Regions from separate parts of the Homo sapiens genome. Here regions 1, 2, 4 and 5 are each linked to region 3. A link is a loop called in an ENCODE intact Hi-C map of the cell type or tissue named here. Cell type or tissue: endothelial cell of umbilical vein. All regions are shown on one strand. Links, peaks and the distances in the headings refer to the core of each region. The heading gives the core; the rest is flanking DNA.

Evidence for each region. A loop is a pair of places that touch in the nucleus more often than their neighbours do. Peaks named below come from ENCODE experiments on the same cell type or tissue, not always from the same donor. Only the 100,000 strongest peaks of a DNase experiment are listed, where the experiment ranks them.
Region 1: it touches region 3 in a loop (10-fold over the local background); 8 of 110 quality-filtered maps call a loop at or near these places.
Region 2: a loop joins it to region 3, with 8 times the contacts of the local background. A loop is called at or near these places in 8 of 110 quality-filtered maps.
Region 4: a loop joins it to region 3, with 10 times the contacts of the local background. A loop is called at or near these places in 9 of 110 quality-filtered maps.
Region 5: it touches region 3 in a loop (14-fold over the local background); 39 of 110 quality-filtered maps call a loop at or near these places.

The regions. Positions count from the first base shown.
Region 1 is chr7:18,117,039-18,123,235 of GRCh38, forward strand. It overlaps a transcript of HDAC9 not described here. Among named protein-coding and RNA genes, the nearest start is that of MIR1302-6, 7.2 kb to the right of the region's middle. In endothelial cell of umbilical vein, for the core only: a CTCF peak has its summit at 3,184 (motif pointing left); no DNase peak of the experiment used is centred there.
Region 2 is chr7:17,766,636-17,772,832 of GRCh38, forward strand. No RefSeq gene overlaps it. Among named protein-coding and RNA genes, the nearest start is that of SNX13, 170 kb to the right of the region's middle. In endothelial cell of umbilical vein, for the core only: a CTCF peak has its summit at 3,396 (motif pointing right); a DNase peak (open chromatin) is centred at 3,406.
Region 3 is chr7:17,968,244-17,974,440 of GRCh38, forward strand. No RefSeq gene overlaps it. Among named protein-coding and RNA genes, the nearest start is that of SNX13, 31 kb to the left of the region's middle. In endothelial cell of umbilical vein, for the core only: no CTCF peak of the experiment used is centred there; a DNase peak (open chromatin) is centred at 3,358.
Region 4 is chr7:18,317,862-18,324,058 of GRCh38, forward strand. It overlaps a transcript of HDAC9 not described here. Among named protein-coding and RNA genes, the nearest start is that of HDAC9, 170 kb to the right of the region's middle. In endothelial cell of umbilical vein, for the core only: a CTCF peak has its summit at 3,326; a DNase peak (open chromatin) is centred at 3,300.
Region 5 is chr7:18,342,860-18,349,056 of GRCh38, forward strand. It overlaps a transcript of HDAC9 not described here. Among named protein-coding and RNA genes, the nearest start is that of HDAC9, 150 kb to the right of the region's middle. In endothelial cell of umbilical vein, for the core only: a CTCF peak has its summit at 2,999 (motif pointing left); a DNase peak (open chromatin) is centred at 2,992.

The DNA of each region.
Region 1 (6,197 bases), core at 491-5,490, 150 kb after region 3:
TTGACCAAACCAAACCGCAACATTATAAACTATTTCCAGGTGAGAGGGTTGTAGTGGGTTGAATTGTTTTTCCCCAAGAGGTCTGTTTAAATCTGAACCCCTGGTACCAGTGAATGCGACCTTATTTGGAAAAAAGGTCTTTGCCGATGTAATGAAGTTAAGATGAGATCATACTGGAGTAGGGTGGCCTATCAATCCAATATGACTGGTATCCTTATAAAAAAGAAGAGAAGGTCAGGAGATCGAGACCTTCCTGGCTAACACGGTGAAACCCCATCTCTACAAAAAATACAAAAAATTAGCCAGGCGTGGTGGTGGGCGCCTGTAGTCCCAGCTACTCGGGAGGCTGAGGCAGGAGAATCGCGTGAACCTGGGAGGCGGAGCTTGCAGTGAGCCGAGATCGCGCCACTGCACTCCAGCCTGGGCAACAGAGCGAGACTCTGTCTCAAAAAATAAAATAAAAAATTAAAAAAAAAAAAAAGAGAAGAGATAGAGAGACTGAGATCCCCGCAGGGAAAACACCATGTGACATCAGAGGTGGAGACTGGGATGATGCAGCATTGAATTGATGCATTGGGATGATGCACCCACTGAAGAATGCTAAGGATTGCCTGCCACCAGCAGAAGCTAGGAAGAGGCAAGGAAGGACTCCATCCAGAGTCTGAGAGGGAGCGTGGACCTGCTGACACCTTGATTTCAGACTTCTGGCCTTGAGAACTGTGAGAAAATAAACATCTGTGGTTTTAAGCTGCCCAGTCTGTGGTACTTTGTTACGGCAGCCCTAGGAAAGGAATTCAGAAGTTGAGAATGGAGAGACAATGGAGAGAATGAAGAGTCAGCAGCAGTGGTAGTGCTCCCTGGATTGACTCTTTCTCCTGTAGTTCCACATCTTTCCTCCTCTCTTATGTTATTATCATACACATTAGACAACTGGGCTCTGTTTCCTCCCCCTTCATCACTTACAGATCTCTCTGAGTCTCATTTGCCTTGTCAGTGTGATGAGGATCTTAAACTCCTCTGAGTAATAATAACAACCAACATTTATGGGAGTTTAACCCCATAGTAAAGCCAGGGCTCAGGGTTAACATGCATTCTTTCATTTACTCCTCACCAGAATCCATGAGGATTATATTGTTATTATCCCTACTTCACAAATGAGCCAAGTAATCACATTTCTCTATGACATCTTGCTTTCTCTTGCCTTGTTCCTTCAGAGACTTGAACATGAGAGTCAGAACTGGAATATTGTCAGTCCTTATGGTTCCTTGATGGGAAATATAGCAGATCCCTAACTTTACTTAATCTGGGTAGAATGGGGGTGAAGGCCATTGGAAAGGAATGTTACATCAACATGTTGTGTTTGTCTTGGCCATGTCACAGTTTCTTCATGTATAGAACATAGAAATTTTTTATAAAAATTCTTTCTTCATTATATTTCCCCTATTTTATTGGGGAAAATAATTTTAATATAACTCCCTTATTTTCTAGCTTGCTTGACAATTTCACTGTCTGAGCTACTTAGGATATAACAGAGGAATTTAATGATATAGTTGCTATTATTGACATTCACCATGTGCTAGGAACAGCATTATGTACAGCAGACTATCAGATGGGTGATATTATTACTCCACACCCTACAGTCCAGGGCTTAAGAAAGTAACATGGTCCAAATTACTAGCCTTCAAATCCTTGTCTATTTTGTATCCAGAGCCTATTTTTGTATATTCTTTTTAGGGAAAGCCATTACTACAGTGACATGGATTAATTTATCAGATTAATGCTGAACTTGGAAGCTGGACATCTGGGCTTTAAGAGAATATTGGCCAAGAAAGGGTAGTATGGGAAATCGGAAAACACCTGAAAAGTGGCATGCTGAATGCAGGTAGCTTAGATTTAAGACGGCATGAGTACCCCATTTTTGTCAGCATGGGGATATCAGAGTTGAACCTGGCTTCTTTCAGAATATTTTATCTGAAGCTCTTCTAGAGTTAGACTAATTTCCTTAATTACCATAATTAGGGCCAAGCAAAAATTGGATGTTTCCTGTTTCACTTTTTGGTTGCTTATTTTCTCTGAGTCAAGAACATGATAACAAACTTTACACTCTATTTCTAACATGGACCTTTTAGTAAATGGTAGGTTACTATAACAGAAAAGATGCTATATCTGAAATCAAAGTGCACCAGTCCATTGCATGCTCCATGCTATTTCCTTGCAAGTCTAGATACTGTCACATGCCTGTAATACTAAATAGTCTTAGAAAATACAGCAAGCAGCAGTGTTGGAATAGGTCTTAGAGGCAAAACTGATCTGACCAAGCAATGTATGTTGGTTAAGTGAAATATGAAAGGCAGTCTGTTCTATCTCAGCTGAGGACATTTGCCATAGAAAATGTTTGTTATGGCACAGTAGAGAGACCGAAGCTACCAGTTTCTTACCACCAAACTTGTCTTGGTTGAATTTGTCTCCTGTCTTCTAAACTCTAGAGAACTGTCGGTCTTCTGAAGAACTGTTCAGCGTAGTGAAGGAAACAGGAAGAGAGATTGAGGAGCTTAGCCAGTTGATCAGAGGGATTTAATGGGAAAACACACTTGGATAGTGAATAGACACTGGAAAATCTGACTGTCTAATTTGGATTTTCCCAATATACCTGTCATGGTAAAGTGAAATATCTGTTGGACTGAAAGTAAGTGTGTCAGTTATTTTGGTCACAGCTCTGCTACAAATTGACATTATGACTGGGAAGTGGTGGTTTGTGCCCATAACTTTCTCCGTGAGTCAAAGCTGTGGGATTTTACATCCTTTCAACTTCTCTCAAAATTCTTTTCTACTTAAAAGACCATAGGTGTCATATTGAGAATTCATTTCATCAAGTATTGATCAATCCTTGGGGTGTTTGCCATGATCTTGTCATGCTTTCCATCTTTGCCACCAAAGAATGTTTTTGGGGGTAATGTATGGGAAGTTTGAAATGTGAATTATATCACAGTTTGTATCTGGAAATCAGTGTCTAATAGATAATGATGATAGTGACTACTGTCTAGTAAACATTTACTACTGGGTAGAAAAGTCACCAGATTCTCCACAGGAGAAGATTTTGCTCCCTTGGGACATTTGGCAATGTCTGGAGACATCACAACAGAAGGGAGGAGTGCTACTGGCATCTAGTGGGCAGAGGCCAGGGGTGCTGCTCAATATCTTACATTGCACAGGACAGCCCCCCACAACAAAGAATTATGTGGTCCACAAGGCCAGTAGTAGTAAGGTTGAGAAATCCTGCTTTACAGCTTGTTTAATAAATATGCATGCTGATCATAGAGGATGTTATGCTCATCTTGTAGCTGAGGTTCAAAAGGGTTAAGTAAATTCTTCAATGTCAAGCCATTCATTAGAGACGGAGCCAGCATTCCATTCCAGTCTGTAAAGCCAATTGAGGGATGGTCCCCAAACACAAACCTTTTCTATTTTGCTGCTTTGGGAAGTTTTCTTCATCCTCGTTTCTTCATTTTTAAGATAAGAAGATCTGTCCTTTACCAGAAGTTTGTAGTAGTATATTTGGGTGGGGGTAGGCAGCGGGGAGAAAAGACAGGGGGTTTGGAGATTTTCAAAAAGTTGAGGTATTATGCTTAAATGTAATATTTTTGGCAAAAATCTGTAGTCATAAGCAGTGTGGGTGAAATACAAAGTGTATATTTAGACTTTAGTGTTGCTCATACATATGCATTGTTTTTAGATTAAGAATGAGAGCTTTTAGTTTTTGCTTCTCTTTGTATCTTTCAAAAGCAATTTGATTTGCTCTTCTCTTGGGCATGATGGTGATTTGTAGAGCTTGCTGGTTGTTGAGAAATCGAAGACTCTTTGTGGGTTCTTAAGGATGAGAGTTTACTTCCACACTGGCAGTAAGGTAGATGTTGGGTTTTGGACTTAGAGCATAACAGAAGACATAGAGATGAGAGAATGGCCAAATTGCATTTTAGAGAAAGAAGTGCGGAGAACCCCATGAGAAAACTGTGTTTTACTTACATCTCTGGTCACTGATAAATCTCAATTTTGGGACAAATCCTGACAGATAAGGAAGGTTATTGGAATGTAAGAGGTAAGAAAAAGTTAATTTAAATTATTTTATTTGAAAACTTACATTTTATGAGTGGGAAGTGTGGTTTAAGGTAATTGGCAAGACTCCCTCCTCTAGAATATTAAATTTTTGTCAAAACTGCCTTTTGAATAGAGTATTTTGGGACTTGCACATTGAAAAATATAGGCAGTTGCCTTGTGTAGGGCTATACTTGCCCGTAGAGTTTTACACTTCCACAGGGTGTCGGGTTTTGTTCTGGAGACTTGTGGCAGCAGCTTTAGCTGCTTTGTGTGATAATCAGCACACAGAGCAAAGGCACCTCAGTAATTTACTGGGTGTTCATTCTGTCAATTGGTAGGTTTAATAAAGAGAGAAAGGACAGGACATGTAGCTAATACAGCCAAGGTAAGGTGAGCACCATAAGAATATGCAAAAAAAAAAAAAAACCATTGAAATTATCTATAAAGGAGTTGAAAAAACAGCTTTTAATCAACATTCAATAATTGAACCTTTTAAGGGAGCAGTACACAGAGATGTGCTCAGTGTGGCAGTCAAGTTAACCGAAAGAATGAATTCCAGCTTTTCAACGTGAATTTCAAAGCATCAGGAACACTGAGGCCTAAACCTTACTGTCTTATACTAACAAGAGTCTTACTGTTTTATAATAACTACATTCTTTTTACAGGCATTACTAATGATTGCAATTTATTTTTAGATAAAAAAGGTTATTATTGAGAGTAGGATTAGACACTCTGAAACTCTTAACAGTTTACAAAGAAGAGATGAAGAGATCTTGAGGAAAAGATGAACTTTTCTATGTCATATCCAACCTTGATTTGAATCGGAATTATTATTTTGTGTTTCTTTTTCAACCTTTTATGAAATGAAGGCATTCTTGTATTTCTTCAACATGCCAGTTCCCCAGAAACCAACTTCAAGATCCATGGTATCAGCAGAATTTAAGTACAAGTAACAGTAATTATAGTATTGAAAAGCCCCCATAGCATTCAATCATAATATTTTATTTAAGGTTGGGAGAGCTTAAGTTAATTCATTTTCACAAGCAGTTGAAAGATTGTGGTGGAATTGACTTTCTTTAGAGACCATATGCATATTTACCAGTTGAATAAACTCTGGTTGTCAGTTATGTGTGTAGGTTGGTGAGAATATGGATATGTTATATGAGGGCAGTATTCTTGTAGCGGGAGAAGAAGATGTAAAGTAATGGAACTGACAGTGAGTGCCTACTGGGTTTCAGACACAGCGCTGGGAAATGCTTTGGTATGTAGTTGTCACAATGTCTCTGGGACCTAGATGATATTATTTTCATTTTATAGCTGAAGAAAAAAGCCAAAATAACTAGGAAGTATTTTTCCTACTATATCCTTATCTGAGTCAAGAAATGGATATTTTTTTTGATGTATATGTTTAGTGGGGGCAACTTTTAGTTGTTGGTTGACTCGAACACAGAATTCTAAGGATTTGGGTCTATCATTATTTTTAATTTTTGTGGTGTTGTTTTTGAGACAGAGTCTTGCTGTGTCCCCCAGGCTGGAATGCAACAGCATGATCTCAGCTCACTGCAACCTCCACCTCCCAAGTTCAAGCGATTCTCCTGCCTCAGCCTCCTGAGTAGCTGGGATTACAGGTGTGTGCCACCATACCGAGCTAATTTTTATATCTTTAGTTGAGATGGGGTTTCACCATGTTGGCCAGTCTGGCCTTGAACTCCTGGCCTCAAGTGATCTTCCTGCCTCAGCCTCCCAAAGTGCTCAGGCATGAGCCACAGTGCCCAGCCTGGATCTATCATTACATACAAAGATTTCTGCTAGGGTTTTTTTCTTTATTTGAGGGCAAATAATTCATATACTTATTCAAATTACTGCTTTAAATATTTCCCAATGGCCCTAAAGAGACATTGGTTGCAGTGACAGGTTTTGGCACAATGGGTGGTTATTTCCTAATAAATAGCCCAATACCTATTTAATTTGTAAAGTAATTCCTTCCTCCAACAGAAAATTACTTTAAAATGGAAGCTGGTAGGCTATCTTAGTTCTAATTTTGCATTGCAAGTTGGTACTGCAAGAGGTCACAACCCCCTTTTATTCAGAGCTATTTTATC
Region 2 (6,197 bases), core at 543-5,542, 200 kb before region 3:
TAATACCCAGAATCTACAATGAACTCAAACAAATCAGTAAGAAAAAAACAAAAGATCCCATCAAAAAGTAGGCTAAGGACATGAATAGACGATTCTCAAAAGAAGATATACAAATGGCCAACAAACATACAAAAAAATGCTCAGCATCACTAATGATCAGGGAAATGCCAATCAAAACAACTATGTGATACCACCTCACTCCTGCAAGAACGTCCATAATCAAAAAATCAAAAAACAGTAGATGTTAGTGCGGATGCAGTGAACAGGGAACACTTCCACATTGCTGGTAGGAATGTAAACTAGTACAGGCACTAAGGAAAACAGTGTGGAGGTTCCTTAAATAACTAAAAGTAGAACTACCATTTGACCCAGCAATCCCACTACTGGGTGAAAAGAAGTCATTATTCAAAAAAGATACTTGCATATGAATGTTTATAGCAGCACAAGTTACAATTGCAAAATCGTGGAACCAACCCAAATGCCCATCAATCAATGAGTAGATAAAGAAACTGTGGTACATATATACAATTGAATACTACACAGCCATAAAAAGGAATTAATTAACAGCATTTGCAGTGACCTAGATGAGATTGGAGACTATTATTATTATTATTATTATTTTTTTTTTTTTTTTGAGACAGAGTTTCACTCTTGTTTCCCAGACTGGAGTGCAATGGTGTGGTCTTGGCTCACCACAACCTCTGCCTCCCGGATTCAAGTGATTCTCCTGCCTCAGCCTCCCAAGTAGCTGGGATTACAGATGCCCACCACCACACCTGGCTGATTTTTGTATTTTTAGTAGAAGTGGGGTTTCACCATGTTGACCAGGCTGGTCTAGAACTCCTGACCTCAGGTGATCCGCCCACTTTGGCCTCCCAAAGTGCTGGGATTACAGGCGTGAGCCACCACGCCTGGCCTTGGAGATTATTATTCTAAGTGATGTAACTCAGGAATGGAAACCAAACATCGTATGTTCTCACTGATATGTGGGAGCTAAGCTATGAGGATGCAGAGGCATAAGAGTGATACAATGGACTTTGGGGACTTGGGGGGAAGGGTGGGAGGGGGGCGAGGGATAAAAGATTATAAATATGGTGCAGTGTATACTTCTTGGGTGATGGGTGCACCAAAATCTCACAAATCACCATTAAAGAACTTACTCATGTAACCAAATACTACCTGTACCCCAGTAACTTATGGAAAAATAAAATTTAAAATAAAATTTAAAAATTATAATAAAAGTTTGACATATTAAAAAGAATTACCAAAAGGTGAATCAGAGACACAAAGCAGGTATATTTCATTGGAGGATGCCAATGATTAAGACTTGCTTGACACAGGATTGCCAGAAACTTTCAGTTTGTGAAGAAGTACAATAAAATGAGGTATGTCTGTATATTCATAAAATTATGCAACCATCCCCACTATTTAATTCTAGAATGTTTTCATCACCCCAGAAAGGAACTACATATCCATTAGCAGTCACTCCCCAGCTCTCTTCCTTCCCGCAGCCCCTGGTAAACACTAATCTACTTTGTGTTTCCATGGAATTTCCCTGTTGGGTCATTTCATATAAATGAAATTATACATTATGTGGCCTTTTGTGACTAGTTTCTTTCACTTAGCATAGTATTTTCAAGTTCTATCCATATTGTAGACTGTATTAAAACTTTTTCCTTGTTACAACCAAATAAAATTCCATTGTATAAATACATTTTATTTATACATTCATTGATGGATATTTGTGTTGCCTCCATCTTCGGGTTGTTATTAATAGTGCTGCTATAAACATTCGTGTACAAGAATTTGTGTGGATATATGTTTTCATTTCCCTTGCGTATAAATCTGGGCATGACTGCTGGGTATTATGGTAGCTCGATGCTAAACATTTTGAAGAGCTGCCACACTGTTTTTTAAAGGGGCTGCACCATTTTACATTCCCATCAGTTTTGTATTTCTCCATGTCTTTATCTTTTTTATTAATGTCATTCTAGTGAATATGAGGTACTAACTCATTGTGGCTTTGGTTTTTATTTCCCTAATGACTAATGATGTTGAACTTCTTTTTCACACGCTATTTGTAAATCTTATTTGGAGGAATGTTTATTCAGATCCTTTGTCCATCTTTTAATTAAATAGTTTGCCTTTTTATTATTAGGTTGTAAGAGTTCTTTATACAGTCTTTATATATATATATATTTAGAAATTCTGGTTACAAGTCTCTTAACGGATATATAATCTACAAATATTTTCTCCCTGTGGGTTGTTTTTTCACTTTCTAGATAGTGCTCTTTGAAACACAAAATTTTTAATTTTAATTTTGATAAAGTCTAATGTATCTATTTTTTTCTTTGGTTCTTTGTGTTTTTGGTGTCACATGTAAGAAGCTATTGCTTAATCAAAATTTATTAATATTTACTCCTATGTTTTACAGCAGGGGCCCCCAATCCCTGGGCCATCAACGGTACTGGTCTGTGGCCTGTTAGGAACCAGGCTGTGCAGCAGGAGGTGAGCAGTGGGTGAGCAAGCATTATCACCTGAACTCCACTTTCTGTTTGTTTGTTTGTTTGTTTTGTTTTTTGAAACAAAGTCTCACTGTGTTGCCCAGGCTGGACTGCAGTGGTGCGATCTTGGCTCACTGCAACCTCTGCCTCCCAGGTTCAAGTGATTCTCATGCCTCAGGCTGCCAAGTAGCTGGGATTACAGGCGCACGCCACCACACCGGGCTAATTTTCATATTTTTAGTAGAGACAGGGTTTCGCCATGTTGGTCAGGCTGGTCTCAAAGTCCTGGCCTCAGGTGATCCGCCCACCTCGGCCTCCCAAAGTGCTGGGATTACAGGTGTGAGCCACCGCACCTGGCCTCGCATTCTGTAAGATTAGCAGTGGCATTAGATTCTCATAGGAGCATGAATCCTGTTGTGAACTGTGCATGTGAGGGATCTAGGTTGTGCTCCTTATGAGAGTCTGACTAATGCCCAATGATCAGAGGTGGAACACTTTCATCTCAAAACCATCCCACTCGCAGCCATTTGTGGAAAAGTTGTCTTCCACGTAAACAGTCACTGGTGCCAAAAAGGTTGGGGACCACTGTCCTATGAGATTTTGGTGAAGATTAACTGGGATAATGTATGTAAATTCTGGGCATGTAACTATCAGTGGGAAGTAATATCTTATATTGTCATTCAGACAATTCCTCCAGGCTTCCACCTCCACCCTCATCTAATTTCTCTGGTTTCCACCTCTACCATACCCTCTGGATTTGCCCCTTGGTTGGACTGGCTCTGGCTTTGATTTCAGACTCTTCCTAAAACACTGCTTCTGCATACCTCATGACCTTTAGTTTCAAGCAAGTGATGTTGACAGTTGCTCAGCTCAGGTTCTGGACTGTCCAGGAGGGGGCATCAGACAACAAGAAGAGAAGTCCCTAGAAAAGACAGCTTTAATCAAATAATACTGCCATTCATTGAAAACCTGCTGCGTGGCTTCCTCTTTATGGGCATTATCTCTATTCTCTAGAATAACTGTGGGAATAGAGTACAGTATTACCACCATGATATAAAAGAGGAAACTGATTTTCTAAGTTTAATAACTTTCCCAACATTTCCCAGTTTAGTAATTGATGGGCTGGGATTTGACTGACTATAAAGCTTGTACTATTTCTTTTATACCACCAATCTCGATCTCACAGGGCTACAAAAAATCTTGAAGCAAGCATTAGAACTTCCCTCTATCTTTAGTAGCTCTAAATGACGTAAAAATGTGTTTAGAGAGCATTAAAATGTGTTTAACAAAATGTGTTAAGAGAATATGTCCTGGACTTAGGGGACAAACTAGAAATCAAGCTTCCAGACCTCAGGACCTACAGTATAAATTAGAATGCAAAACACTAACAAGCAACATACCCAGAAGGTAGTTATGAAGTAATAATGACTTGATAAAGTTAACATCATACATTCTGATACTTCATTGAAATTTTCTTCCCTGGGCTGGTCTATGATGTTTTTAAATATCTAAACTATGGCTTAACGTCCATGAAGCTTGAACCTGATCAATTTCTCTAAGGCACTATAGTTACAGTTTGAGTATCGTTCACCCAGGGGATAGTATTATTTTCTCAAAATGTCTTCTGGGTCTATCTGCAGCAGAATCTCCTGCTATACTTAATAAAATTCACGTTTCAAAGCCACTCCTTTCATTTACTGATGTCTACGCTGGTGACTGACATGCTGCATTTTTAAGCAGCTGTTCATTAAACAGCAAGAAACAGTTATTGCCTCACCATTGGACTTCCCTTTTTGCCATTAAGAGACAGCATCTGCCCTTTAAGTTCTGCCTCTCTTACCATGAGTCCTAAACATTATAAAAGCAGAAGTTTATAAAGTTAGTCCAATTTCTACCATTTGGCACATAGTGGTAATAACAGCTAACACTTTCAGAGGACTTACTGTGCTCCAGGTACTAGTCTAAGTCCTTTACCTACATATTAGCACCCTGAATCCTCACAACTGTCTCCTGTTGTTGATTCTATTAACTTCAAATCTCTTATACAAATGAGGAAACAGACAGGTTAAGACTTGCCCAAGGTTAAGTAGCTTGAAATTGACAGAGCCAAAACTCGAACCCACAGGCAACCAGATTTCAGAGTCTAAGCTTTTGAACATTATAATTCTTCTTTTTGAAAAATGATTTAATGGCAGAAGATTTGGAAAAACAAACTCATATATTCATCACTAGGGGAATGGTTAAAGAAATTATGATTCCCCCAATGAAACGCAGCTGTGAAAAACTAAGAAGCTTTCACTGAGCTGAAAGGCAAGGGTCAGAATGTGTATAATATGCTGACTTTATGTTTAAAATAAATCTTTTTTCAAATTGAATTTTGGATCTGTATGTATTAGGAATTTAGTCTTTGTTACATGAGTTAAAAAATTTTCCCAATTTTTCATTTAACTTTTTAGGTACTTATGGTATAATTTACTATGCAAAAGTTATCTTTAATTTTATGTACTTGCGTTATTTATTTCATGGTTTTTGGATTTTGAGTCATCATTAGACCTTCTCCACTTCAAGGATAAAAAGTAATTATCCTAATACTTTCTTCTGGTGCTTTCAGGATTTCTTTCTAAATGTGTGATTTTTAATGTATTTTAAGTTTACTGTGATACACAGGTAAGGTATGAACAAGCTCATTATTTGTCGCAACATCCATTATTAAATTGCCCTCTTTGCCCCACTAATTTCAGATGTCCTTCTATCATGAAGTGAATTTTCTTATGTATTTTGAATTATTTCTGGGCTTATTTTGTCCCTTTGGGTACTAAGTTTTTAGTTTATGAGGCAGCCAGATCCATTTATTTTTGCACTCAAGTATTATTTTAGTCCTGGAGATAAATTTATGGTCTGTTTAATGTACCATGTTATTGCTGACATCCCTTATCGTCCTGGGGAAGTTACAGAAATAATGAACAGTAGTTTTACAGTGATGGCTTCAGCAGAAAACAGATCTAGAGAAGCACTGTCCCTGAGGATAGCGCACTGAGCCCCACACCTGCTGAGATTTTCAAATTCGTATCATTCTGTCTGCTCAACTCTGCAACTACCTTTCATCTTCCTTTGGAAAGCAGCAGGACTGAGGATTAAGGTTAAATTCCCATTGTCTGTGGTCCAAAGAGAAAGCATACTACCACTGTCTGTTCATATTATTGCCATTGTGTTAAAGTGCAGAACCAAAAGCAAACTTTCTAATTTTTCATACTCCTAGCTTGGTGTGTGTGCCTGCTGTTGGCACCCAGGATCTGCCTATATTCCCTAGAAAGCATATCAAAACAGCAGCTTGACTCTCCTGAGAATGGAGAGGTGGACTGGCACAAATTCAATGGAGTATGGCGAGAATGTCACAGGAGCTACTCCAACCAAAATTCCTTTTCATATTGCAAAGCTCCTACATGGGCCACTCTGAGCCAATGTCCCTCTAAGTCCCCTTGAAAGCACTGTTTGAATAGGATAAACTTCCTGACAGTGTTTGAACTTTGCAGACTCCCTATCAGACTCACAGTCTCAAGTTAGCAGCTCACAGTGGATAAGGCGGTGTGAGCGCTAGACCTCAAGGCCTGAATATGATTTGGCCAGTGCTCTTGGCTCAATCCCTGCTCCATGTTAAGCTGCAATAACCACAGCTGGAAAGTGTGTTTGTGC
Region 3 (6,197 bases), core at 787-5,786:
TTAGATCATTTATTCCAGCGAGTTCTATCAGGAAAATTAGCCTGACATTTAGCAGTCTTTAGCAAGAGTCAAAATTTACCAGAATGAACCGTAAGGAGAGATTAGAGGAGGAAAGGATTGTACCTGGGGCTTAGGATCTTTATCAGTTCAAACAACAGCCAACAAAAAGACAGTATTAGGTTGGAAGAGGCATAATTGGGAGTACAAAAGAAGGAAAAAGAAAAAAAGAGTCACAACTTTGGATTAGAATCATAATATTGGCTAAAGGCAGATATAATTTCCATTTCACACAAAGGGAAATTAAGAGATCAATAACCACACAAAGTTACACAGGTGGTAAAGCCTGGAATCAAATTCCAGGAGCCTGGTTCCAAATCCTTTCTACCATTTTTAAAAAATTATTATTATATAAGAGTGCTGCCTGGATCCGTTGTGTTTTTTCACTGCAAAAGGTGAGATGACTTCCTAAACCCTTCTTTAATCAGCCTAAATCTATGTTTTCTCATGTCTTTTGAGGTTCATGGCTAGCATTGGGTAAAAGCAGTTAGGAAGAAAAGCTAAAGCAGTATAGCCTAGTAACGAAATCTATGGACTCTGGATTCTAAACTTTTTGAGTTTCAAATTCCAGCTTTATCACTTACTGACTTTTCTTTTGGACAAGTTACTTGAACTCCTGCATAGCTTTCCTTATCTGTAAAATGAGCACAATAAGAATGCTACTCTCATGGAGCTTTTTTAAAGGAAAAAGTAATACAAACTGCAAAGCATGCAGAAGAATCCTTTTCACACGGGGAATGCTCAAGTCATGTTGCAAGGTATTTCAACATAAATGGTAAGACACTGTTAGGACTGGGCATGGAGATGAAAATCACAAAGGCAATGAGGATAGAAATCCTCTAAAATAGACAAAAATGGCTTCATGAAAGTGACAGAAGAAACAGAGGAGATGCAGAGGTATGTGTTGGCAAGCTGACTGAGCAAATAAGGTGTAAGTGTTAAATAATGAGGAGGAAAAGAATGCAGTTTAACGTGTAGAAATTTCTAGGGAATAGGGAGGAAGCTTGCTTTGCCTACATTTTGGCTGTTTATAGAAGCAGTGGAAGGCAAGAGCTTCACAGAGGAAACTGTAAGAGATGCAAAGACATGGGAAGAGTTTAGAAGAGATGGAAGGAAGCTATAGAAACAGACAGGATTAAACACAGGTTTTCCCTCAGAGGACTGGGCCATGGGGGTTACAAAGAGATAATGGAAAGGAATGTTGAAACAGAATTTTATGGGAGGAAATGAGGATAATAAACTTGCCCTGGGAAAGTGGGTGGGGAGGATAAGAATGAGGAATTATTAGAGGAGAAAGAAGTAGGAAATTATATTTGGCAGAAAAGAGTCAACAACCTATTTTCCATGCTCTGACAGGCTTAAACATAAACCAGGTACGTAGCCAGGGTTAAGAATTCGAGTAGTTGGCCAGGTGTGGTGGCTCACTACTGTAATCTCAGCACTTTGGGAGGCTGAGGCGGGAGGATCACTTGAAGTCAGGAGTTTGAGATCAGCCTGGCCCGCATGGTGAAACCCCACCTCTACTGAAAATACAAAAATTAGCCAGGCATGGTGGTGGGCACCTGTAATTCTAGCTACTTAGGAGGGTGAGGCAGGAGAATCGCTTGAACCCAGCAGACAAATGTTGCAGTGACCCAAGATTGAGCCACTGCACTCCAGCCTGGGTGACAAGAGCGAAACGCTGTCTCAAAACTAACTAAATAAATAAAATAAATTAGTCAGGTGGCAGACAAAGTAGAATTTTTCAGAGGACGTATTAGCGTTGGCTCTCTTCTAAATCTTCATCTCATAGACCCATCTGCTTGACCCAGAAAAGCTCAACACTGCCATGACATACACACACAGACTTAAGGCTTGATCCATGATGTGCATGAGTAGTTAGATGTAGAAATCCTTTTTCTACTTGTGACTGGGTGAAAATTTGGGGTAGGAATGGCTGTTCTCAATTTTTGAAACTGTCTGGGTTCTTTTATAGCTACTCCATTAATTTTAGGGATTCTGACAAGAGTATGGTTTTAGAGTAACCTAGTTAAGGAGGTGAGATATTAGCTTTCTAGACCTCACACAAATTAACTGTTTTATTTTATTAATTTTTTTTAAATTTTTTTTTTTTGGAGATGGAGTTTTGCCCTTGTTGCCTAGGCTGGAGTGCAATGGTGCAATCTCGGCTCACTTCAACCTCCACCTCCCGGGTTCAAGTGATTCTCCTGCCTCAGCCTCCCGAGTAGCTGGGATTACAGGCATGCACCACCACACCTGGCTAATTTTGTATTTTTAGTAGAAACGTGGTTTCTCCATGTTGGTCAGGTTGGTCTCGAACTCCCGACCTCAGGTGATCCGCACGTCTCGGCCTCCCAAAGTGCTGGGATTACAGGCGTGAGCCACTGCGCCCAGCAATTTACTGTTTTATTTAAATTTGAGTAGCTCACACAGTGAACTGTTATGACAGTGATCCTACTGAGTGGTAAAAGCCTCTGACCCACAGTGTATATGTAAGTGAAGCAGGAAGACAAATAGGTTATGATTGAAAGAGCTGGGCTGAATATAATATAATATAATATAATATAATATAATATAATATAATATAATATAATATAATATATACTTTTTTTTTTATTTTGAGACAGAGTCTTGCTCTGTCACCCAGGCTGGAGTGCAGTGTCATGATCTTGGCTCACTGAAACTTCTGCCTCCCAGGTTCAAGCAATTCTCCTGCCTCAGCCTTCCAAATAGGCTGGGACTACAGTCACACACCACCATGCCCTGCTAATTTTTGTATTTGTAGTAGAGACGGGGTTTCACCATGTTGGCCAAGCTGGTCTCAAACTCCTGACCTCAAGTGATCTACCCGCCTTGGCCTCCCAAAGTGCTGGGATTACAGGTATAAGCCACAATGCCCAGGCTGAATATATTTTTGTTCAAGGAATTTAGAACATAAGACATTCTAAATAATTTGACCTTTTGTCTGTGAATAATTTGCATATGTTAATATATTAAATATACTTTCCCAAAGACTATTTTAAAAAATATAGCCAACAGATAATAACATATATAACATTTTTACTTCTAGTAATCTTGTACTGTACTCATTCAATAAAAACCTTTTTTTTTTTTTTTTTTTGCAGAACTTCCAAATTTATAGAGACATAGACTCTACAGATAAAGGATGAAATGGACTCTATAGTGAAGGTCTTTGGTGTACATGTTAAATATGTGAGATTTAAAAATCTTGGACTGATAGGGTCATTTTTATATTAGATATTGAACTGAATTTAAATCTCAACTCTAGGTGGCAGTTTACACCATCACTTACTTTAGTTCTTTTAACAAGCAGTAGATTCATTCACAGTTTTTCCATGAATGCATAATTTTGTGTAAAAATTAGTCCCTGGCTCTCGGTATCTGTTAAAAATAGATTTGATTTTAGGAATAAAATCATGGCTTGAGATGCAGGTTTTCCATGTATCTTGTCATTCTTGGTTTCATTAAGCCGACAGAATAAAGCAAAAGAAAATAGATAAAAATGAAGGTTTTAACCGAATTTTTTGGAGAAATATAATATTTTAAAATCATAGCAATAGTTCTACATCAAAGTTGTGCTTCTATCGTGCAGAATAGATCTTAGTATGAATAATTTTTCCATGAATACCCTGATTTTCAGAACTATCAAGGATATTTGAGATTCTGGGTTTTCTGAGATTGTTTAAGCGTATTGATTTAATTGAAGGAAAAACTGTCCTACAGAAAAGGAAAATGACTCATAGCTGTGTTTCTTTGCATCTTATTGATGAAAATAGCCAAAGCTGGAGTTTAATTGGGTTGTCAAGGACCAAAATACTCAGGCTGCCCAATTAAAAGCAATATATCGGCAGGGCGTGGTGGCTCACGCCTGTAATCGTAGCACTTTGGGAGGTCAAGACGGGCGGATCACCTGAGGTCAAGAGTTCGAGACCAGCCTGACCAACACGGAGAAACCTCATCTCTACCAAAAATACAAAATTAGCCGGGTGTGGTGGCACATGCCTGTAATCCCAGCTACTCGGGAGGCTGAGGCAGGAGAATCTCTTGAACCTGGCAGGCAGAGGTTCTGGTGAGCCGAGATCATGCCATTGCATTCCAGCATGGGCAACAAAAGCAGAACTCCATCTCAAAAAAAAAAAAAAAAAAAAAAAAAAAAAAAAAAAAAAGCATATATCAGGCCAGGCGTGGTGGCTCATGCCTGTAATCCCAGCACTTTGGGAGGCCTAGGTGGGCGGATCACTGGAGGTCAGGAGTTTGAGACCAGCCTGGCCAACATGGTGAAACCTGTCTCTACTAAAAATACAAAAAGTAGGTAGGCGCAGTGGCGGGTGTCTCAAAAACAAACAAACAAACAAACAAAAACTCCCCCACCACATACCCCAACAGTCCTGCATGAGGCATTTTGTCCTGATTCATATTTGCAAGAGCCCCAACGATAGGATACACAGAACAACTCCTGGGCACTTATCACATAAAAAACTTGCTACACTTCACAGTTCTTTCATTGTTTCAGTTCTAGCAGGAGAAAAATGCATAAAGGATTTAAATTTTGTCCTAAAATTAGATTTTCTTTAAATTGGGGGTAATAACTGTGTTGTGAGCATGAAATAAGATTATGTTTGCATACAGTGACTGGCACCTGGCATTCTGCATATTAGTTATTCTTATTCTTACTATTCTTATTTTTATTAATAAGAAATGTTAACTACAATCCCAAAGAGACTGGCCAATGTGGCAAACTCATGAGCAGCTTTTATTTAGGGAGTTGCATGCCTTCGGCTCCCCTGGGCCTATCCCTGTCTCCATACTCGCCTATGTGTAAAAGGAACATAGGAAAAAGCCATATGGCATGGGCGTAGGGGGTGAGGATATTAGTCACTGGAGTGTGAAAATTAACAATTTCCAAAATGTGTCTAATTGTTTATAAAAATGAATACAAAATTATATTTGGCAAAACTTGGAATCATTTCTGCATTTCTCCTTGATATATATGTGTGTGTTATGTGTATGTATATATATATGTGCATATATAATATAAATGCATATATATTTATAATATGTGTGGATGGAGAGAGAGGTATACATTTTAATGTCATCACCATCTGCACTCTCAATTTATTGAATGATATTCTTCAGGATTTATGTAGAAGTCAAAGGTACCAACCCTATTAATAGAATGTAATCTCTCATTTCACTCAAGTTCCATTTATAAATTATTCACATAAATATGTCTAAATAAAAACATCTTTGGCCAGGCGTGGTGGCTCACGCCTGTAATCCCAGCACTTTGGGAGGCCGAGACGGGTGGATCACCTGAGGTTGGGAGTTCAAGACCAGCCTGACCAACACAGAGAAACCCCATCTCTACTAAAAATACAAAAGTAGCCAGGCGTGGTGGCACCTGCCTGTAATCCCAGCTACTTGGGAAGCTGAGGCAGGAGAACTGCTTGAACCCGGGAGGCGGAGGTTGCGGTCAGCCGAGATCGCGCCATTGCCCTCCAGCCTGGGCAACAAGAGCGAAACTCCGTCTAAAAAGAAAAAAAAATTCTCTATCTTACAACAGAATTGATCCCCTATGGCATAGTTCCCTAACAGGCGTGCCACATAGGAATAAGTAATAGCTATATTAACGTGTTCATCCTTGAAGGCCTCAGGGCTCCTAGGTGGGGCCGTAGCAGTTGTGCATGGGGCCAGTTGCCCTCAACAGTTAAAAGCCTCATCTATTTAACCCAATGTGCTATAAAAATATTCTTCTATGCATAGCCTCATGTGAAAAAAGTTGGAGAGAACTATTCTAGCATTGCCAGGTATTCTCATTATCAAGGTCTGAATATGTTCCCCCATTGCCTGTCGAGCAAAGGCCAAACTTCTTATGGTGCTATTCAAGTCCCTACAGCACCTGGTTCCAGGCTGCCCTTGCAGGTCTATTTGTCATCAATATCCTTCCACAACCCACATAGGGATGCCGTGTTTCCACCTCATTTCCAAATGCCCAAATCCTACATGGTTCAAATGCAACTGTCTCTACACAGTCCTGATTCCTCCAACCGGAATGAATCCCCTCCTTTTCTAGAGCATTTGTCACTCTGTATGGCTATTCTCATGTTCTACAATAATTT
Region 4 (6,197 bases), core at 460-5,459, 350 kb after region 3:
AATCCGTGTTGCCAAAAGTTCTTCATAAATTTTATTGCTCTGTCTTGCATAAATGGCCTGTATACAGGCTCTTTAAAATGGTTGGTAAGAGTGGAAATGGGAAGAGAGTCTTGCCCTACTTAAACTCCAGAAAATATGATAATGGTTGCCTGTAGGAGCTCTGACTAATCATATATTTTTTGATGACATGTGCTTGCCATCAAAACAGCATCAAAGAGAGAGGAAAAGAATTATATCAGAGCCTGGTTCATCCCAGTGTCCTGGCCTCCTAGGGAGGTGTTAGAATGGGATGGTTTTTTACTTGCAGCTGCAAGATACGCCAGCATCTCTTGGATCAGAGCCCTTCGTGAAGTAAGGGAGAATTACAATAGGACTGTAGCTCAGGCCAAGGGATTAATAGAAAGATTAAATTTTGTATGTTTTAATTCAATACAAAAATGCTACATAAACATCTGCCTTTTTAAAAAATATGAAATCCTTTCCATCTTGGTGATCAGCTTGATCAGCAACCACACCTCACACTTACTGTTTTCAATAACAAATGGAATGCAGATGGCATTTGTTTCAACGATAACTACAGACAGCAATAACTAATGAATAACTTCAGTGATACCTGGAGTCACCTGTGGAGATGGTGAAAATATTTAGAACTGACAATTCCTACTGCATTCATGGAAAAAGAAGTAAAGTGGAGTGGGGCCTCAGCATCTGGATTTTTAAACTGTTCTATTGTTGATTTGAATCAATTCATCATGAATTAGCAAGTTGCTAGTAAGTAGCATTAACTACTGATGATGATCAATTCTTTTCTTGAGAGACGAAGGCAGTAAACTATTACAGAGAAGGTCTGTGCTTTGGCTTCAAAGAGACCTGGGTTCATACTTTGGGTCTGTCACAGAATTATGTGAAATACCTCTTTTCCTCTGTTTCTTTATGTGATAAGGGGGGATAATACTCCCTATATCATAGGGTGGTGGAGGTTAAATGTAAAAACATAACGACTAGTATAGTGCTTAGTACATTACAGACTTTTGCTCCTCAAAGTCTCGCCCTGGGATCAGCAGTATTTGTATCACAGCAGATAGATCCAAGAAATGCAGTATCTCAGGCCCATTCCAGACCTCCTCAGTCAGAATCTGCATTTCCGGGGGATTCCTCTGTAACCTGTAGTGTGACAAGCACTGATACAAACAAACGTTAAATGTTTGTTAGCGTAGTAGCATTTACCGTAATTGTTGATTGCTTTTACAGTTCTGAGCTGATAATCTTAAAAACGCCATGATGGTTGAAACAAAAACACTTCGTGGTATTTATTTTCTGGTATTTTCTTTTTATTCATACTAACTAGAGTAGTTTCTGTTGCTGGTGAAGATTTGTTTGGGGTTCAGTAAAACTTTCAAAATCGCCTTTCAGATCTTAAGTATCTTTTAGTTATCTCCTTCTTTTTGTGTTTATGCATTTAAACATAAACTATAAAGCCAAAATGCAGTTTAAAATTAGGCACAATGTATCTACAAATAAAAGCTCATCTAGCAACCAATAAAATGGAAACTTGCAGATTCCCAGCCAGATTTTAAAAATCAGATCAAATATTTGGAAACTATGTTATTTGTTGACGCCTATAAATTTAAAAATAAGTCAAACAAATCTGCTATTCTTGCAAAGCCTAAATTTTATGAGTTCCCCATCATTATTGGAATGAGAAATTGCCATTGTAAACTCTGTGCTAAATTTACTTTCTTTTTTGACTTTTAAAACTCACCAATATATTGCTTGTAATTTAGCTCTGACAAAAACATAAAAAAGGCTAAATTTAAGAGGCACTTCTGTTGTGTTCCTCAAAAAAATTTTTAGCCATCCAACTTATGTATTTGTCATCTACAGCTAGGCTTAAATATTATTGAAATTATTGAAGGCTTTTGAAAGTTTCTTTGCAGTTGTTTAAAATAACAGCTTTGCCATTAATGGCAGGCAATCACAACATTCATCCAGTATTTTGATTTTTTTTTTCTTGGAGCACAAACTGAGTGAGAAAAGTAATTTTCTTTTTCACATATAGAATCTATTTTAGTTACTCTAGCAGGTTTTTGTTGTTGTTGATGACCAATTTTCAGGTCCAAATGTTAACCTTAACAATTCACAAGGGGTGGTGGGAACTAAAGATTTTTTTTCACTCTCTAGTCCAACTTACTTCAGCACCTGCTAGTCACTATAGGCAGCCTGACTTTTAACAGGCTCATCAGCAAATCCGTGGATGAAATGTCTTGAGGACATTCAACCACACTGAGGGGCCCAGTGATCATCAAGGATGCTTGCAGTAGCAGCCTATTAACTTCCTTTTATCTGCTTATGAGATTAATTTGGGTTGATCAGATACTTGATTGTACTGTATTTTTCTCCCTTCCTGTACTCTGTGGTTGATTTCTCATTAAATCCAGTGGTGACACCTCCACAAGGCTTCGAAATCTGTCTTTAACTTCCAGCTAATGGAGGAGCTTGCTGTGAATAGTACAAGCTCTTATTTTTCAGGACAGTAATAATGACTGAGGGAATAAAATCCTTTGTACCGGCTCTCCTGTCCAACCTTGAAAGATGTGTTGCTGCAGGATCGGTGGCTCTTCAGAGTATCCCTTATTGTCAATCACGTTAACTAATCACCAGCAGAGGACTCTTGAATTTGGCAAACTTGGGATTTACTCTTTAAAAGTGCTGTTAGCTCATGGAACTTGAAGGACCTGTCATTCTTTCTGCTGACTCATTTTTTATTCCTTCATTGTGCTCTGGTATATGAGGAGGAAGGGATCTCTATTTTGGTAGATATAATTATGTCCTTTAGTGAATTTCTGAGTGAGCAGATAAGTCTGACATTTCCTCCCACTTTGTTTCTCTCCTTGGACACCCCCCACCCCAGTTGTCACAATAGTGTTGTGGAAAGAGCACTGGGCCGGGGGTAGACCCTATTTGCTTGGCCCCTGCTCTGCCTGTGGCCAGCTGTGTGACCTCAAGCAGTCCCATAAACTTTTTAGGAGAACTTTCCAATTGTCCACTTTCCAGCACATTTATCTAAGTCATGGTTTAGAGGAAGAGAGAAGAGAGAGATAATTAAGGAAATAACTAGTATTGAGAATAAAAATATTTGTCTTAGGTTGAACATATGCAATCGCCATTTTTGTAGGCTACGTATTTTCATAGAACTTGACCAAATAGGTTCCTCTATCCACACCTCAAGGCCTAAGGACTCTAACATATGTAAGGCAAGTTCTATAGATGTGTCAGAAATTTCCCTACTCAAGTCAGATCTGGCTTGAGTCCACCTAGTGGAGGAGATGGAAATTGTTCTTAGTATTTACAACTACTTTTTCTATCTCTTCCCTTACATATTATTCTCTCTCCTCCCTGGTTAACTCCAGACCTTCAGAACCTTCATACTCTTTCCATCCTATCCATTCATCATTAGTTCATCTACCTTATTCATCTCCCTACTTGTTTCACATGTGTTTTTAATACTTACCATATTCCATGTACCACACAAGAGAAAGGAAAAAGGTGAGCTAGAGAATGGTCATAAACTCAATAACAGGCCATTCTAAATAGGTGATATGCCTTTATGTTGCTGAAGATACTCCATTTTAACCACAGAATCATTTTATATGCTTTTTAAAAAAATGTTTGTGTTATTGTGGAATTACAGGAATAAGAAAATTACATGGGAAAGTGGTTTAGTTCAGAAATTGTACATATTGGTGAGGTTTGGAAAGACTGTTCCTTTATATACTGTGCCTTTTTGAAGAAGGTTCAAATTCCTGTCTGATTTTAGGTAGCACATGAATAATTGCCTTATTAGCTTTTCTTCTCTTTCCTGAACTAAGCCAAGTTCCAATCAAATTGTATAGTGTGCCCCAGATGAGACGCGCCCTGGTGCACAATAGAACCATATAAATGTTGTTATCCACTTCTTTTAAATTGGAGAGCTGTAACTTTTTTGTAGCTTTGAATATTTCATTTAGAATTTATATAAAAAGTAGGGCAGAAATCGAAATATTTCTGCTTTCCATTATGTATTCGCCTCATTTTTAGAGAGATATTTAACATTTCAAACTAGTTAAATTTATTTTACTCTTCTTTGAGGTGAGAATGCCTTTGAGATTTCTAGTGGAATAAATGTAAAGCTCCCATGTCACTCGGCCTTCTCAGGTCCTTTCTCTCTTATTTGAACCATCTCCTGACAATAACATTTAGAACAATATCATCTACATGTAAAGCCTGTATTAAAGTAATCCCTTCTTCACTATCGATTTAGCAGCATTAAACACTGTTCATCTGTAAAGCTGGGGCACAATCAGAAAATTATTTTTTCTAGTCCCATACTTTAGGATATGAATGTGAGCATCACAATTTGAATTACTTGGCCTGTTTCTTTTTCATAATCACAAACTTTGGGCATAAGAGAAAGATTTTTGGATGTTGAGAAAGGGATATTGAGTGTAACTGTCATGGTTCTAAGCTATCACAGAGTAACTAATTTTTGTGGATTACCATATCAGATATCACAGAATCCATTTTACCTCCAAGAGTATAGTTAGATACATCTTTGATTTGTCAGTGAGAATAACTTTCAAGGCTTACTTAATGGGAACGTATCATTTTGATATACCGCGTCCCTTATCTTCTACTTAGCAAGAGATTATTATTTCCATATTGAAAGGATCTAATTCTATAGACAGACGCAGAATGTTTTTTGTTTGTTTCCACCTCTACAGTATGCTGGTGAGGATCATGCTGATTGCCGATTGGCAGGGGCATCCAAGGTGGTTTTCTTGTTAGGTGCACAGGAGAAGAAAGCAGACAGTCATGGATAATAGTAAGCCGACATTCGAGAACAGGATTGAAGGCAAAGTGTGGGGTCACTGTAGGAGAGAGAAAAATAACAGTTAGTTTCAAGATGAAGAAAGAAGCAAGAATAATGTCCCCTTGGGAGAAAAATACCTCCAATAAGCATATGGGAAATGAGAAAGGATTCATGAGGGGAAAGGAGGATTCTGGGAAGGGCTGGGAAGTTGGCTTGGGGAAGAAAAGGTGCCTGGTTTAGAGAAGGGTGTCAGGATGGAGAAAGTATGACAGGGAAAAGAACTCCATTACTAAAGGGTGGATGCCATTTTAAATAATGTCAACCTCAAGGATGGTTGGCCCACTTCTGGAATGAATAGCATCAAAGGTTTATGTGTTATTTATCCTTTCTTAAGGCCTCCTCATGTTAGAAAGTAGCAAACCTACTCTTCTAGATGCTCAGGCCCATAACCTTGGAGTTATCTTTGAACCCGTTCAGTCTCCCAGACTCCATATCCACTGATTTCCAGTTCTTTCTTATTGGCTCTACTAGGGAAAATATATCTAGACCCACGACTATTTCTCACCACCTCCATTGCTACCTCCCTGGTCCAAAGCTCTATTCTCTCTGTCAGATTATTACAGTAGCCTCTGACTTGTTGGCCCAGTTCTTGGCTTGGGCCTTTGTTTCCATATAGACTATTCTCAACACTTTAGTGGAGAGTCACACCTCTCAAAGGGATACACACCTCACCCACAGTGAAAGCTCCAGTCCTCACTATCTCTCATGAAGCCCAAAGTCAGGGCTTCTCACCTGGGGGCACATTAGAATCCTCAGGGGATTTTTATAGACATGCTGATGTCTAGGCTTTAACAAATTTGAATCCCTGGAAGTGGAGCCTAGAGGCATTGTATCTTTTAAAAGCTCCCATGTCCTAAGTTTTGGGGATCAACAATGAATAAGACCTAGTTCCAAGTCTTAAGCTTTTGACACCTGACCAGGGACACCCACCCTGGTAACTGTAATAGTCTTTGGTGAGTACCAAGAAGAACAAATTGCTGGGGAATCTCAGGAAAAGTCAGGTGTCTTAGTCTGTTTGGGCTGCTGTAACAAAAACACCATAGACCACTTGACTTTAACAACATACAGTTATTCTCACAGTTGTGGAGCTTGGGAAGTCAAAGATCAAGGTGCTGACAGATTCAGAGCCTAGGAAGGACCTGCTTCCTGGCTTATGGTTGTTTTGTTTTTTTTTTTTTTCACTTTGTCCTCATATGACTGAAGGGGTGAGGGAGTTCTATGGGATCTTTTTTATAAGAGCACTAACCTCATTCATAAGTCTCAGCTCTCATTACCCAATCAGCTTCCA
Region 5 (6,197 bases), core at 440-5,439, 370 kb after region 3:
CAAAGAGTGAAGTGGATCTACTGAATGAGAGAGAAGAATCATACATCTTGAAAGACAGGTGGTAACTGTGAATATAGTTAGTTGGGTAAAATTTCTTGGGAGAAATTGTATTAAGGACACTTACATGGTGCTCAAAATGTTCCTCTGAGAGTGAAATTCCCTATCCGGAGAAAAGATTCCCAGTAACAATTTGCCAAGTCATTTATTTATGACTTGGATCCTCTCGGTACCCTCCTGTATAAAATCTCCTGTCAAGGAAGACACACATTTATTTCCATCTTTCTCAGTAAAAGTTGGGCTGTTAAACCAGCAGCATGGGATTTTAACATATCTCTATGGTATCTTACTCATCAGTTTTTTTTAGGCATGTGTCACTAAAACTACCCACTGGAACACATTTCACCGTTCCCTAAGGTGAAATGTAGAAGCTACTTAACAGTAAATACTTTATGTCTTATGAACTTTTGGCAAGGAAGGTAATTAGTAACTTGGTATTTAAAATGTCCAAGGAAATTTATGTTATATAAATTCTTAACACAGTTATAACATATTTGACAGAGTTTAATGGAAACAATATTAGGCATATTTCAAATCATCATAGAATTCAGATTATCTACAGAAAATGTTGCCTAGTGTATGGTGTGTTCAGCTCTGCTGTGTCTCTACAGAATATTGAGAAAGGGAAGAAGGAGCGATTTTTTAAACTCAAAATTAAAACAGAAATTTAAGCATATTTTTATATTAAAGAATACTTTGCTTAATGTACATTTTTAAAAACAGCAAAATATAAAACATAGAAATAAATTTCTACCTTGGATCTAACTAGAGAGCTCTTTTGCCTTCTCTACTTTTCTTGGATTCAGTAAAAATAACAACCATTTCCGCATAGATTTTATGGGTACTGAACTGCATTTTCTCAAGAAAACATTATTTTCTTAGTAAATTCGCCTTTATATATGTATTTACTTCTAACAAAAAGAATCATAGTATTGTTTTATCAAAAAGTAAGCATAGATGATATTTATTTTAGGATACCCACTAAAGTAATACATAGCCTAGTCTAGTCTAGTATAGTTCAGAAATAGTTTAGTAAACCCTTATTTTTCCAATAACCCAACTGTATTGGGTCAGGACCAAGTCATATCTGCCTTCTTTACAATTTCTTCTGTGTTGAGCAATTCAATAGAAATATCACTTTTTAGGGTCTTAATGAGTAATTGTCTTGGGGGAGTGGCCTTTGACAGAAAATATTCAGTTTCTTAGCACATGTAATGTGAAAAATTAGGGTATTTCAGATTATAAGTAAAAGCTGGAAATGTCTTTTCAAAAATTATTTTTGTTTTGCAAATGCTATGACTAGTGTCTTGAACCCAGTAGATGAAAATATCTAATAAGATATCAGAGGTATTATTTGTTGATTATGTACTATGTGGTAGGAACTAGATCAAGCACTTTACGGATATTATTTCAATGACTTCTTCCAACAAGCTTATAAGGTATTATTATCCTCATTTCACAGATAAGGAAACTGAGGTTGAATGGTTAAGAATATTGGCCAAGTAGCACAGAAAGAATTCTAATAATATTGTCTGATTTCACATATAGATTATGTTAGTGACTGTTTCATAGCACTTATGTTTACAAATGGCTTCCAGAAATTGTTCAGGTAGTATTCGTACTTAAATAGTAAATCAAATTAATCTACCATTCTATTGGTCTTAAAATCATTTTTCTTTGCATCCCAAATTACCATTGTAAAGTTTTCAGGGAAGATAGAATCCACATATTTTCAGCCTTTGTTTTGGCAGAAAAAAATAGGAGTTAAAAATTTGCAATTTGTTCAAAGTGCAAATATGCTGTGGCATTTTGGCATTATTCCAAGGGCACAGATTTAACTTGGAATTTTGGTGGCTGTTACTGGGAATGTACTGTTTATCAAATTCAGTGTTAACTGCACAGTTGAAGATTTTCTAGCAAAACTTTCTCTTTTTAACACTGAAAAAAATTCACCAAATTCTAAGGATTGATAAGTAAAATCCATAAGGAGCTGCAGTCTTTAATGAACAAATCTTCTATTAAAAAGTAATCAGTCAGGTCATTCCACAGAGAGCTTGCATAATCGGGATTTGGATGATCTTGGGCTCTCTACTAAAAGCTCACGGCCTCACATCTTAATGGAAATAAGAGAAGATGAAGTTTATAGCCCTTCACTTATGTAATGAGTGAAATAACCAGCAAGCAAACACCTGTCAGATGGTAGTAGGTGCTCCTGAGAGGTATGACAGGTAATAATTTAATCAGATGCATTGGTAATTCTATGACCTGAAAGGGATATTGTGTTTCCAAAGCCCAGAATTTTCTTTCTTCTAGATAATGCTGTGTCCTTGTGTACAAAATGACTTAAAATGAAACATTAGAATGTAGAATATATTTTAGCCTAAAATGTTCTTTAGTTCTTCATTGCTTTCAGGAATTTCTCCCTCCTTTGTGCTTCTAAATTGTTAATCCATGCAGATCATACTAAGCATTATTTCCTTTCATATATTAGAACAAATATCTGATTAAGAGGTTATTGACATTAGGAATCACAATTCTCCTAGCCAACCACACAGCGGGATTCAAAGCTTGTTCATTTAATGAATTGTTGTTTAGTGAAAGTACATGATTGTGTTCTCATAAGACACTTTGTTCCCTTTATTATTCAACAGAAGACAAAAAAAAAAAAAAAACTACAAAATTTCAAGGACAATTTTTTGCCCTTTTAGCTTATTATGCTCCCTGGAACATACATAGAAAGAGGTGCATTTGTTTCTCACAGGTGGATGAGAATTCATTTTATCTTCTTGAGCCAAGGCCCTGAAGAATCTGATTTTCACCTTTTATTTGACTGGGTGACTGATTCTCTTTTCTTTACAAGTTGGTGCTGCCTATACCTTCATTCAGCATTTTTTTTCCCCTTTTACCTGTATTTTTGGGATTTTACTCCCCCTGCTGGCCTCTGGCATGCATTAGAGTTGACTCTTTTCCAACGACTCCTGTTTCTGTCTGTTTCTCTTCAAGGAGCCGCATGTATAGTACATTTATGTTCCAAACACAGCAGAAACGACATGAGTTTAAAGGTAGGTATTTTAAGTTTTCAGGAACTCATTTTTCTCAATTTTTTCTAGAGAGACTAAAGTAGACCAATGCTAATTTAGAAAATATAGAAACAACATTCTGAATTTTTGAATGCTAAATGTAATTGGTTTAATTACAGATCATTTTGCTAAAGAAAAGTTATGTTATGGCCCATAATGAAGAAAGTTTCTTTCTCCTTCCTAGGATAGCAGTAATTGTGCTGCAAAAAACCCAAAATGTTTCTATTTTAAAAATGTCTTATGAATTATAAAACCTTTGAAATTGATGGCTTGATGTTGCAGATAAATTGAACTAGATTTCAAAGTACAGTTAACTTGACAGTGCTTTGAAACAAGGGTCACTCATTGTCATTACATCTTTATGACTATTTTTATGAGAGAATTTGGATAATTTAACTCTCAAAAATTGTCACATGCTGTTTTAGCTTTTGTAGTTTTGCTTTTGTTAGATGTCACAACCGCTATTAACACAACTTGCATTTTTTCCTTTCATTTATGTTGAACTAAAAGATATATGTGAATATTTTCTGGGAATTATTTACCTTAGATTGAAGAGGAGAGTTGCAGTTTTTACATTGTTCTTTTGCTGTCATTAAAAGAAAAAAAATCATCTGACCAGGAAATAGTATTTTTAGTAAATATACTCTCAGAATCTTCTCCTTCCCATCTGAAAATAAGATGTTTTTGCTTTTTGATAAGGTAATGGTCAATGGGATCGAAAGACACTTTTTTCTTCCACAATTACAATAGACACTGGTATGGTTTATTGATGATTCTCATCAGTTATATTTCACCAAAATCTCATAGCAACAGGAGAAAATTTCCCATTGTTTGGTTGGGAGCCAGAAGCTGAGAGTGCAGGTCATTTTTCTTCATCTGAGGAAAGTGGAATAGCCAATCCACCACTTTGTTTTCTAGGTCTAAAATGATCTGTTCAGTCTTTCCTAATTCATGGGTGTGGCATTCATAGGAGAGGCTGGCGGCACAAAGGAAATAAGACATCTATGCATCAATTTCTTTATATTGTACCATGGGATGGGGGTTTTAAAAGTTGTTCATATTTGTTTTCTGCACCATACTGAATGAATATTTCACAGTAACTCTTTTTAGAACACAATACTTGGTGAAAAATAAAATTCACCGTATTAATGTAACATTTTCCAATCCTAGTTACCAGCACTGCAAAGTACACACCACTCAACAATTGCTAGAATATGTAGCTATGTGTATTTTTAAAGCATATTATAAATTTTCCCACTCTTAGCAGAAAGTGAAGGAAAATGAGCACTTCATTAGCAACACTCTTAGTTGTGCAGCCAAGAAATAAAACATGAAGTAAGGTTTCTAGATACTATGGGAACCCCATTATGACTCCCTGGGGAGGCTTAGGGGAGGATGTTTTTCATAATGAGTCCATGCAGAAAGTTTTAATACTAGAACATCCTTACTTAGACATTTGCTTAGATTTCTACCACTAATGGGAAAACAAAACTAACAAAAACAACAACTCCCATGTAAATTGTGTTTATTCCTATTCAGTTAAACAAAGGGATCTTAGACCAAGTTGATAAACTGCAACATGTTCTTATTTATTTTATTTTATCTTACGTTATTTTATTTTATTTTTTAGACAGAGTCTCAGTCTGTTGCCCAAGCTGGAATGCAATCTCGGCTCACTGTAACCTCTGCCTCCCAGATTTAAGTGATTCTCCTGCTTCAGGCTCCCGAGTAGCTGGACTACAAGGTGTATGCCACCACGCCCGGCTAATTTTTTGTATTTTTAGTAGAGATGGGGTTCTCAAACTCCTGACCTCAGATGATCCACCCACCTCGGCCTCCCCAAGTGCTGGGATAACAGGCACGAGCCACTGCACCTGGCCGGCAGTATGTTTTTAATCTGTATCTCAGTGCCCTCTGTTTTTACAAAGTAGATGATAAGTATTGAGTTTTGAAATAGATAAAGGGTTGACAGTCATAGATTCTTGCTTTTAATTTTAAGAGAGAAGTAGGTAGCAAATTTTGGAGTTGAAAGACGGATCATGCAGTAACTAGCAACTGTTTCTCAAAATTCCCTCATCATTAGGATCTCTTGAATTGCTGGTTTAAAATATCAGTTTCTAGGCTGCTCCACAAAATATTTTGGGTCCTGCAGTTGGACATGAAAAGCACAAGCACCCCAGGTAATTCTTATGATCAGGAGAATTTGGGAAACATTTATCTGATTTAATTAATTATAGAGGCAATGTCAGCGATTAAGAGGTAAGATATGGAGTATAGATTCGTATGTTCATTTAGGAAATGCTTAGCTATCAACACTTATTGAGCATTTATACTATGGACCAGATTTGAGCACACTTACTACATGTGTGATTTTTGAACTTGTCTTTTACCCTTTCTGAATCTCAGTTTCTCATTTAAAAAATGAGGATAATACCTTACTCATGGATTTTTGGGAAGGTTCAATTAGATATGCCCCAAGAAATGCTTAATTTTTCTGAAAAATACCACTGTTTTTAGGCATCTATTATACTGTAGGGGTCATAATTTAATTATTTCTATTAGGTATTTTTACTATACACCAAGATTTCATTATGCAATCACACATCTGTTGTTCTGAGCTGTGGTTCTTACTGGCATCTTTTGGAGATGTATTTAGAGGTAAAGAATCCTTTAACAACTTTTAGGATCCAAAATCTCCTAACACAAACTTTCTCCTTCTGCCTTCTCTTTAGCCCTTTTAAAATTGGTGTATTTCCTACTTAAACTCACATATTTCAACTTCTTGCAACACTATTAAAATTACAGCTACTATTTGTTAAGCACTTACTGTAATCCAGGCACAGTCCTGGATGCTGCTTGTATTATTTAATCTTCACAGTAGTAGTGCAGTTTAGGTATTATGACTATTTAAATGGAGTCTGAGAACACAGAACTCAGTAATTGAGACAGCATCTTATAGGTATGATGCTGTGAAGAACAGAAATTATTTTAATACCTGTATATCTGTCTTCAAGCCCAAGTTCTGTCCACTATAAGCTATTCCCATAACTTTAATACAGT